3 separate regions of the Homo sapiens genome follow, and all the other regions are linked to region 1. A link is a contact called in ENCODE Hi-C or POLR2A ChIA-PET data. All regions are on one chromosome and are shown on one strand. Each heading gives the region's core, a stretch centred on a gene start or an enhancer-like site at or near the end of the contact. The rest is flanking DNA. Distances are from core to core; before and after follow the strand shown. Region 1 overlaps RBMS3 (RNA binding motif single stranded interacting protein 3). Region 2 overlaps RBMS3 (RNA binding motif single stranded interacting protein 3). Region 3 overlaps RBMS3 (RNA binding motif single stranded interacting protein 3).

What was found. A loop is a pair of places that touch in the nucleus more often than their neighbours do. ChIA-PET counts read pairs that join two places held with the same protein, here RNA polymerase II (POLR2A). Pooled maps may share reads with other maps.
Region 2: a loop to region 1 is called in a map of heart right ventricle, with 2.7 times the contacts of the local background. The contact joins two enhancer-like sites. A Hi-C loop is called at or near these places in 4 of 168 maps with a recorded cell type or tissue (aorta, endothelial cell of hepatic sinusoid, heart right ventricle and 1 more) and 3 of 50 pooled maps. POLR2A ChIA-PET finds 5 or more read pairs at or near these places in 3 of 52 experiments (AG04450, OCI-LY7 and activated naive CD4-positive, alpha-beta T cell).
Region 3: a loop to region 1 is called in a map of Right ventricle myocardium superior, with 2.1 times the contacts of the local background. The contact joins two enhancer-like sites. A Hi-C loop is called at or near these places in 1 of 168 maps with a recorded cell type or tissue (Right ventricle myocardium superior) and 1 of 50 pooled maps.

Annotation. Positions count from the first base shown.
Region 1 is chr3:29,523,526-29,527,246 of GRCh38, forward strand. All of the region lies in intron 3 of RBMS3 (RNA binding motif single stranded interacting protein 3), which reads left to right. Among named protein-coding and RNA genes, the nearest start is that of RBMS3-AS2, 120 kb to the right of the region's middle. Within about 2 kb of position 1,911, at least 14 of the 41 ENCODE cell types and tissues checked have a DNase peak (open chromatin) inside an H3K27ac peak, as active enhancers do; they include heart right ventricle, where a contact is called at or near this core.
Region 2 is chr3:29,439,129-29,442,573 of GRCh38, forward strand. All of the region lies in intron 2 of RBMS3 (RNA binding motif single stranded interacting protein 3), which reads left to right. Among named protein-coding and RNA genes, the nearest start is that of RBMS3, 160 kb to the left of the region's middle. Within about 2 kb of position 1,552, at least 7 of the 41 ENCODE cell types and tissues checked have a DNase peak (open chromatin) inside an H3K27ac peak, as active enhancers do; they include heart right ventricle, where a contact is called at or near this core.
Region 3 is chr3:29,408,968-29,412,365 of GRCh38, forward strand. The region is part of intron 1 of RBMS3 (RNA binding motif single stranded interacting protein 3); the gene reads left to right. Among named protein-coding and RNA genes, the nearest start is that of RBMS3, 130 kb to the left of the region's middle. Within about 2 kb of position 1,869, at least 2 of the 41 ENCODE cell types and tissues checked have a DNase peak (open chromatin) inside an H3K27ac peak, as active enhancers do.

The DNA of each region.
Region 1 (3,721 bases), core at 661-3,160:
ATCTTCATTGGACATCTCCAATGTTACCTAGGGAAGTGATACTGCAACAAAAAATACTTCTCATTGATAGGAACAGAACCAGTTATGATTCTTGAAGCCTTAATATTATTGAGGCAAGCAGTCTTTAAACAGCTACTTTCTGTTGTCAGTCTGCTATTGATGGCTTACTAGACTTTGAAAGTTTTACATAGATGATCTCTTTTTTTCTTTTTTGCCTTTTAATAGTTGAGACAGGGTCTCACTTTGTTGCCCGGGCTGGAGTGCAGTGACATAATCATAGCTCACTGCAGCCTCTACCTGTCCAGCTCAAGCAATCCTCCCACCTCAGCCTCCTGAGTAGCTGGGATTACAGAAATTTGCCACAAATCCAGGCTAATTTTAAATTTTTTTTTGTAGAGATGAGGTCCCCGTATGTTGCCCAGGCTGGTCTTGAACTCCTGGCCACAAGCAATCCTTCTAGCTCAGCCTCCCAAAAGTGCTGAGATTATGGGTATGAGCCCCTGCGCCCAGCCCATAATCTCTTTTAAATGCCCAGTACAACCCTATGAGCTTCCTGATAAAATTTTCCAATTCACTTACTTTGTATCCTTTTTTGTTACCCAGTTCTTTTTCCAACTATTACCATGTCAAATTTCAAGATGAAGAAACAGGTTCATATACCTCAACCAGTAAGTCGCAGAAAGGGGATTTGAACTGGTATCTGTCTAACTACAAAACTTACAGAGGTTTCAGTGAAACTCAATACCCCATAACATGAAATCATGCTGTGATGAGGGAAATGCAGCTTTTCCTTATGATGCCTGAGAACTGATGATGCTTTTTTATGTACACACTGTACACTGATTTCATAAAACACTTTAACCTGGAAGATATGAGTGACTCCCTTTACATTTTTTTTTTTTTTTTTTTTTTTTTTTTTGGAGACGGAGTTTTGCTCTGTCTCCCAGGCTGGAGCGCAGTGGTGCGATCTCGGTTTACCACAATCTCCGCCTCCCGGTTTCAAGCTATTCTCCTGCCTCAGCCTCCTGAATAGCTGGGATTACAGGTGCGAACCACTGCGCCCAGCCAACTTTTGCATTTTATTTATTTATTTTTTTTAGTAGAGGCAGGGTTTCGCAATGTTGGCCAGGCTGGTCTTGAACTCCTGAGCTCAGGTGATCTGCCCTCCTTGGCCTCACAAAGTGCTGGGATTACAGGCATGAGCCATCACGACCAGCCTACATTCTGAAAAAATGACCTCTTGAGAGGCTGGGTGTGGTGGTTAATGCTGTAATCCCAGCACTTTGGGAGGCTGAGGTGGGTGGGTTGCTTGAGCCTAGCAGTTTTGGACTAGCCAGGAGAACATAGTGAGACATTGTCTCTAAAAAAAATTTTTTTTAATTAGCTGGCATGGTGGTGGCATGCATCTGTGGTCCCAGTTGTTCAGGGGGCTAAGGCAGGATTGCTTGAGCCCAGGAGTTCTAGGGTGCGGTGAGCTATGATCATGGGACCGCACTCTAGTCTGGGCTGCGGAGTAAGACGTTGTCTCTAAAGAAAGAGAAAAAAGACCTCTTCAGGCCACAGAGAGCAAAGTAAAGCATCTGAAATACATTTACCTTTTTTTCCTTTAGTGAGGAAAAACATTAACAAACATTTTAAATGTAACTGGGAAAGAACATTTAAGAAATTCATGCCCCTCTCTTGTATTCCAGCTTTCTTCTAGTTGGGTTCTGCATATGATTGTGTTATTAGGGACTATGCCTTTAAAAATGAAAAAATAAAAATAAAAAGGCCATGGTTAGCCTGTGAGCACATTTTTTTATTCTGGCTCTGGCCACAAGAACCAAGTTTGACTAGGCTCTGTATCAAAATAAAATCCAGAGAGGCATTCCTAAACTTGGACCTTTTGTCCACACTCACTTCCTGTTGACCGAGTGACATCCCTTCAGCTGGCCCTCCATCAAGCTGTTTGCACAGAATAGGGAGCAGTGTTTTCAAGGGCAGCAAATCTTGCAGCTTATTAAAAGTAGCATGGTATGCAACTCAGATGCCAGTTCTCTTTCCTTTTTGGGTTTCCTTGAGTCCAAAGGTCAATAGGAACACAGAAAAGCTCAGTGTATTGGTTTGTAATTCCACTCCCACTATGGCTCAATAGTACAATATATTCAGATCCTTGTCTCATTGAGTTCTTCAATCTTCAATCTTTGTTCCCTAAACACAGGCTTGTGTGAACATGCTATTAGCTAGCAGGGTTCAATTTCAGTATTAGGGGTTACATTCAGTTTCAAGCTCCTCACAGTTGTCTACACTGGGTATGAATCTGGAACTGCTGCCAATTTTCTTTGAGGGCATTTTAGTATCATTATCTCAGTGCTTATGCTATTATCTCTGAAGTGTTGTTTTCCAGCGATTTTCTGCCTCTAAAAAGACAGGATGGTTTAGCCATTTTATCAATGAAATTTAAGCATGTAGTGTCGCTGACTCTTGTGATTTCCTTCACTTCTTTTGTTCTACTACCTACCTGAGGAAATACTTTAATATTTCCAGTGAGAAGGCACCTTAAGGGAGTCTCTAACCGCTCAAAATGTGGTCTATAGAGGGACAGCCTGGGCATCATCTGGGAGCTTGTTGAAAATGCTCAATCTTAGGCTCCAGCCCATAAGTGCTGATGTAGATCTGAATTTTAATAAGATCCCTTCTTGTTTCACGAGCAAGGTAAAGTTTGAGAAGCAGGGGTCGGGCGCGGTGGCTCACGCCTGTAATCCCAGCACTTTGGGAGGCCGAGGCAGGTGGATCACGAGGTCAGGAGATCGAGAACATCCTGGCTAACACGGTGAAACCCCGTCTCTACTAAAAAATACAAAAAATTAGCCGGGCGTGGTGGTGGGTGCCTGTAGTCCCAGCTACTCAGGAGGCTGAGGCAGGAGAATGGCGTGAACCCGGGAGGCAGAGCTTTCAGTGAGCCGAGATCGCGCCACTGCACTCCAGCCTGGACGACAGAGCGAGACTCCATCTCAAAAAAAAAAAAAAAAAAAAAAAAAAAAAAAAAAAAAAAAAAAAAAAGTTTGAGAAGCAGTGATCTGGCCCACATCTGGTCTTCTAAGCAATTCTGAGAGGGATTTTAGAGCCTCTTTTTAATACTCCCAATAATAGAGATGCCACTGGTGTAAAATTTGCTGGACAGCTAAACTCTGCCTACTTATAATTTCTACACTTAGTCTTTATTTCATCTCTTTAGAGCAAATGGAATAAGTCTAATATGACCCATCTAATATTTAAAGATAGATAACGTTTCCCAACTCCTCACCTCCAATTCCTCCCTCTCTTTCTCTTTCTCTCTCATGTCTCTTTCATTGCCTGTTGCTTACTCTTCCCTCACCCCTCCCTTTATCTCTTTTCATGCTAAGCATTTATTTTCAGCCATTCTCTGCTTTGCCTGGCTTCCAAACTTTTCAACGTGACCATTCCTATTTTATTAATGGACTCTAGTTACCAACTTGTCAGTTTATTATATGTGTTGTAAAAAAGTGCAGGGGCTATTTAAAATTGTAGAACAGAGATCTACTGTGCTGATTCTGAAATATTTAAAAGCGTTCTCTTGGTGTCTACCAGGCCATGATATCTAGGAGGACCCAACGAGTGACAATAGGGTTTCAGACGTGATTGTTAGGTAGAGTAAAAAAAAAAAAAAAAAAAAAAAAAAAAAGATGGAAAGTAGCCACTTAAATGAGAACTATGCTAA
Region 2 (3,445 bases), core at 302-2,801, 85 kb before region 1:
CTATAGCAGAGAGAAAGAGGTAAAGTGTGGGGCAAAATGAGCTAGAAAACACGAAAGGACAAGATGATTCCTTTGGAGATGATGTTAGAAGCTTGATTTATCTTAAGAACAATGGAGGAAATCATTGAATTGTCATAAACAGGAAGTTCGCATAGCTATATTTTTGTTTCAAATAGGTAACTCCAGCTGCAGAGTACGGAGAAGTGATCCTCTGAGATCAAGGAACAATTAGAGTAGGAATAGTTGAAAAGCTGAAAGAAGAATGCTTTTTGTTCAGAGAAGAGGGTGTGAGAAGTAATATTAGTGGTGGTAGAAAAATTATGTGTGGTGAAAGATTTTGTCATATGCATTCTTTTTTCCGTTAAAAAGCAGGGACATGGGAACAATTAACCAAATGAACTTCAAAAGAAACAGCAAAGTAGCACAGAATAGAACCCAAATGAGTTGATTTTTAGTTAATCTCTTTTTATTTATTTATTTATTTTTATTATTATTATACTTTAAGTTTTAGGGTACATGTGCACAATGTGCAGGTTAGTTACACATGCATACATGTGCCATGCTGGTGTGCTGCACCCATTAACTCGTCATTTAGCATTAGGTATATCTCCTAATGCTATCCCTCCCCCCTTTTTCTTACCCAGTCTTGAACGGGTCATCAATATACTGTTAAACAATTAAATGGCTGTAATATTAAAAGCACTAAAGGCAATGTAATAAAAACTAGGAATCCAACTGATTATACAGATTTACTCATGGATGGATGATCAGTTGAAGACTACTGACAGAACACTTGGATCATATATATCCTTTATGCTTATCTCAGGAAGACCAGACGGAAGTCGGAGAAGATAGATTTGGTTTAAGAAAGAGAGAGAGAGCATTGTAACTTTTTTGAGCCAGATAAAATATTTGTAGTGTAATGATTTTTTACATATAAGTTATATTTTGTCCTTCCAAGAAATTGGTAACTTCTATTTTATGATTCTGAATATGCCCTGGAAACACATTTAAATTGTTCCTAAAAAATAAAATCAAACGTGCATCATAATGGGTAGCATTTACAATGGAAAAAAATCATTATTGTATTTATATTTTCCACATCTACAACATATTTTATCTAACCATTTTGTGGCTTATAAATTTGATTTAATACAATGTTCTCAGGAAGCCCCAGCCAATTGCCCCCACTTTCCTGTGATTGACTGCTATGGAGTTAATTAAAATATTGTGAAGGAACAGAGTGCATTGTTTTTCTATTATAAAGTAAACATGCCGCTGCTAAGGCCACTTGAAACAGAATGCAGGAAAATAGAGGGAAACTCTTGGGTAGGTACATACATATTTCCAGTCCTTACCAGAAGAGCAGGAAAGTCAACTGCCCTGCCCCCACACTTTTCTCCGTAAATGTTTTCTTTGCTCAAGTCATGACACCCTAGCATTTCCCCCTTTAAAATGAAACTCTGAATGTCACTTTAACATTTAAAAAGAGAGGGGAAACACCCACAATGAAAAGCCAGAGGAACGAAATAGAAGTGTTTGCGCTGGAGAGCCGAAGGGTCTGCCCAAGCTAATCTCCCGGACTTTTACACAACCCTGTTGGATGTCTCATTATAGTGCGTGCTGAACGCTGAATAGTAAGAGCCAGACTCAAGTGCCATCCAGGCTCCGAGCGCAGAGTCCATTATACATGGTGTCAGACAGTTTTGACAAATGCACCGACACAATCAAACCTTTTATCAGTTTAAAAGTAACCTTGTCACAATAATCTGTCAGACTGTTCAGATACAACTAAAGGAAAACAAGTCATCATGCACTCCAGGGTAAACAAGTAAATAAGAAAAATGTGACTGGAAATTTTTAGAGTTCTTTCTTACTGTGTCATTGAAGATTTAAAAGTTTCCTCTAATAAGACCCTAGGAAATTTATTAGTAGCTGTCTTCTGCAAGTCAGACTCAAATTACGCAGCTGCTTTTGAGATGTCATAAATCTATGTGGTGGCAGGTGTGAGCAGGAAGTGAATACTGGAATCTTTAAACCCTGCCTTTGTGTATTTTAAATGAGAGAGTGCTTTAAAGACCCAAAACACGATGTTGGAATTCCTTGATTCAGCAGAGATTTGACAATGGGTTACGTATATTCATTCAGATTTGGGCAAAATTATGTTTGCCAAGCATCTGCTGTAAACTAGACATAGTATTTGATTAGTACTAAATAATTGTCATTAATAATAGGTTGTTATATTTATATATTTACATTAACACAGTTATTGTATATTACATGCCTCATACTCTACTAAGTTTTTAAATTATTTAATGTTCAAAACTTCCCTATGAAGTGGGAATAATACTTTCTTTAAACTGATACTCAAAAGGGTTAAGAAACTTGTTCAAATTTATGCAGCCACCATAGCCACCAGGATTCAAAATCTGGATCTGACTTCAAAGCCGATATTCGTAATCACTGAAACATTCATATAATGAGAATAAGGGTGGCATAAATCATAGGTTCTCAGTTCCATGACTACTCGTGAGAATCCCTTAGGGACCTTCAGAAAATAGGTTTGGACCTCAAGTGTTCTGATTTAACCAGTATGGGTCAACCTGGATTTTGGGATTTTTTAAAGCCTGCTCAGATAATTCTAGTATGTAGCAAAGATTGAGAACTTTTAGACTTAATGATGCTCACACAAATCGGAAAACATAATTTAATCCCCTGTTTTAGCTCTCTTACTCTGACTTTCATAGGCTCTAGCAATTTCATGGGACCTACCACTGTGCTTTCAATTATCCAGAAGTATTAAAAATGAATATTATTGTGAAAATTTGGGGATGAATTTGATTTTCTGATAACAAACTGACATTTTAGATTAGGCACATGGATAATAAAGCCCTGGAATATGCCTCTAGAAGTGTTTTCAAGGATGTCCTTGGAAGAATCTTACTTTCCTGCTTTATATAATTTCCAAAAGTCAAACATTTATTCAACATTCTACTTTTTAATAATGTTTGCATTTAATTGATGATTAAGCAAGAAACTCTTCCTATTTTGACTCATATGATTAAATTTCTATATATACTTACATTTTTTTGCCGACTATAGTTTAGTGAACAAAAGTCCAGTGAGTCTTAAAAAATAATTTACATCTCCTAGTGTTTTGGGGGCATCCTAGAAATTATTGTCCCACTGATTCATTGATCACTCATTTATTATTGTTTTTATTACTTTGAAGAATTTTCTGCTGAATGTTTACATATCTCATGATCAATTTAAAAATATACTTAAATTCCTGATAGCCGATGATATTTTTCCATATCTATCTTTGGAACAGAGAAGAGAAAAATAAAAATAAAAAAATCATTGAGAGGACCAATTGACTTAGTTTACGATCTTGATGGTAGCACAAAAAAGATGGAGATGTAAAAAGATGTGATCAACTCTTTCT
Region 3 (3,398 bases), core at 619-3,118, 110 kb before region 1:
TACTCCTGGTATAGAATGCAATAGACTATCAGAGTTGAAAGGAACCTCTGAGACCATCTAATTCAACTTGCTCGTAATATAGATGAGAAAACAGCCTCTGTCAGTTTTAATGTCGCACAGCAAGTTAGCTGTCCATTAGAATCTCAGAAATAAGTTTCATTTTAGAAAATCTCAGTTATTTTCTGTATAACAAATAGAAATAGATAAAAAAAAGTAGCTAAAAACAATAACTATTTTTTCTAATGATTCTTTTCATTGACAGAGCAGGCCTCTGCTCCACGTGGTACCAATTGGGGTTACTCCAGTCACTGAAGAGTTTGGCTGGGACACCTCAGTTGCGGCACCTCAGTACTTCTCTACCTGGACTCTTTTTTCATATATTATCTCATTCTCCAGAGTCTCTCCATGTGGCCTCCCTCTCTAGAAGGATATTCTGGGCCTGAAATGACATATGTTTCAGCCCTAACACAACACAGTCTTCATTGCAGTAAGTACAAATTATTGTCCCCAAAGCTTGTCTGAGTAAATCGACATCAGGAAATTATGTTGTTGGGATTATTTCCTTACAGCATAGTGGATGGGTTCCAAAAGGCTGAGTAGTTGGGTTCTAAACTACTTAGTTATTCTCTTGGGAGCATCCCAGGATAATAAGCTCCAATGTGTGGGAGTGCTTATCTAACCACTGCTTTATCATACTCGTGACTATCTTTTGGTTGCAGCAAATCTATGGCTAAACTCAGAGCTAATGTGAGAGTATACTGGACTGGGGTATGAATTATGGAAGATGTGGTTCACTTGAAGCATCAATGTGCCTGCCTATCAAAATGGCAGATAATTTATGTGGTCAAGGTCAAGGAGCAAGTTGCAGTATGTAACACATAATGTAATGCTACTTAAATTAATTGATTTTTTTTTCATTACTTCAGTATACTGTGCACTGTTATGGGTCTGTTATTGGATTGCAGAAAAGTTGAAACTTTCTAGAATTTGATGAGCCCTGGGAATGTTCACATTGGTTTTGGCAGCCACCGTTTCTTTCTTTCAGGTAATGAGATTGTACTAGAGTCAGGCAGCTCTCAACATTTCAACATTCAAATGTTTGACCATAAGACCAGAAAAGATCCAACATATTTAATAAAAAGTGAAGGCATGGAAATACTATTTTGGATATGTTTCACTAATAAAAAGAGCAAGACTTCAGTATTAGCCTTCTATTGGAATGTAAATTATTCTGACTTGAACCCACACTGAACTGCCTGCAGCCTGTAACTTAGAAGGAAAAAACAAAGTGCCACCACTGAACTGCTGGCCTTCTAACAAATATCACCTATTAGCATTCACAATGAAGGCAAGCATGAATCAGCATGAAAGTATACCCTATATAAGGTTTCTTTTAGCTTCTCTCAAGTCTTGACACACACCTGTGTCACTGACAGCTAGTATGCAAATTGCCTAAAAGCTCCATTAGGCTAGTCTAGGCAAGGAAGCCCATCTGTTCGTTCCGTGACACTTTCCCTCCTAGATCCTCATGTGGGAATATGTCCTTGAGACATGCAGATGGATGAATTTGCGCCAGTGTCTGGTACCACCAACCTTAGGGGAAGTTGTCACTTCTACTTGCTTTATTGCCTCTAATATTTGATGTCCTCTTCCTTCAGATGCCAAAGAATAAAATTTTAAATCTAAAACTTCAAAGGGTGGTGAAGGTTTTTAAATTCTGAATAGAAAGTACATATTACTTTTTAAGCACAAGAAAATGGAACATGATGAGCCCTCTGTTTAAAAATTATGGTATTCACTGGGTGTTTTTCAAAGCTGTGTGTGTGGTCTGGTGTTGACAGGAGAGAACATACAATTTCAAATTAGCTAGTGCTTGTCAGCTGTTGCTGATAGCTGTTGGAAGGTTTTGGGAAAGACAGGGGCACGGTGATATTTTGGCAAGCTTGCCTATTAAGGACATTTGCTGGAAATGACTTCATGATTCCTATCCCTTTCTTCTTAAAAAAAAAAAAAAAGCAACACAACTACATGTAAGCAATTGGAAAAGGAAATTCAACCACTTTTTTCTGGTGGTTTTTTGAGTAGACTCAAGTCTCTTGCCCATCTCAGATTGAAATCCCCAGAGAAAAGTTAGAAGTGGCAACAACATAATCAGAAAAGCAGCTATCCTTTGATATCTGATATCCATTCATCATAAACAGGCTTCTTTCATTTTGTTAATCTGGCCTAGCAGAAAGATCTACTCATATTTCATTCTCAACGAAGGTAAGGTGGCATAAAAGTAATGGTAATCTCACCTCCTGGGTAAAGAAAACATTACAAATCAGAAAATCGTTTTTAGAAGCATACAATAACTTGTAATCTGGAACCAGAAAGATAGATATTTCCTCTTTTGACAAATCCTCATTCTATAGCAAACAATGTATAAAGACATCTGACATGTTTAAGACAGGACAGAAATGATGCTTTTGATCATTTTGGCACTAAAATGATTCATGATTTTATCAGATTAGCGCCTGTTTTCCATTTTTCAGGAAATGGTCCAAAAGACATACTGTTTTTATTGACAGGACTTCCAAACTAGTTATTATTTGCTAATAATGTTGTGTTAAAAATCTGAGCAGAGTGTCTTGCCAGAGAGAGAGAGAGTGAAACTTTTATGCCCAACGGTGTTTGGATGAGCAAGATAATTACACCCTTGTCCATAGCAGATGCTCTGTTCTTCGCTTTGGCAGTTTCCCTGTTCAGTGTGCAAATAATTTTCTCTACTAAAGTTGGTAGCTATTTGCTACAAATATATTGCTTTTCCAGCAAAGAATGGATCTTTTCCATCACCACTCACAAATAGCAACTGAATTGACTGGAGTTTTTATTGTTTCAAACACATACACAAAACTGATGTGAAGCAGAAAGAAACTCATATGAATGCCCCATGTCTGTCAAAGGATGTGAATAAAATAAGTTATTTACCAAAATAGTTGAAAAACTACATTGTAACAATGATTTGAACTTATTTAAATTAAGACTTTTGAAGAAGTCAATGTTGATAGTCAAATATTTTTAAAATTCAAATGTGCATTTAGTTAGTTTATAATAGAAAAGACACTTATTTACATATATTGCAAACATCTTATGAGCTCTCTTAGCCCCTCTATTTCTGTAACAGGCAAAATTCACTTTGTACATATATAGTGAGACCAAAAATAAGGAGCTCATATTCCTCACAGTTTTGACAGTCATGTATGACTATGCTTGAAATGGGTGGGTGTATTCTCCCTGGCCAGTGATGAACGAATACATTTCCATAAGCCACTATGCTTGCTTTTTGGGTAGCCCAGATGCTGTGGTTTTGTCTGTAAGCAGTATGCTTGCAGGTGTTTTGGCAGAGAACTGCAGAA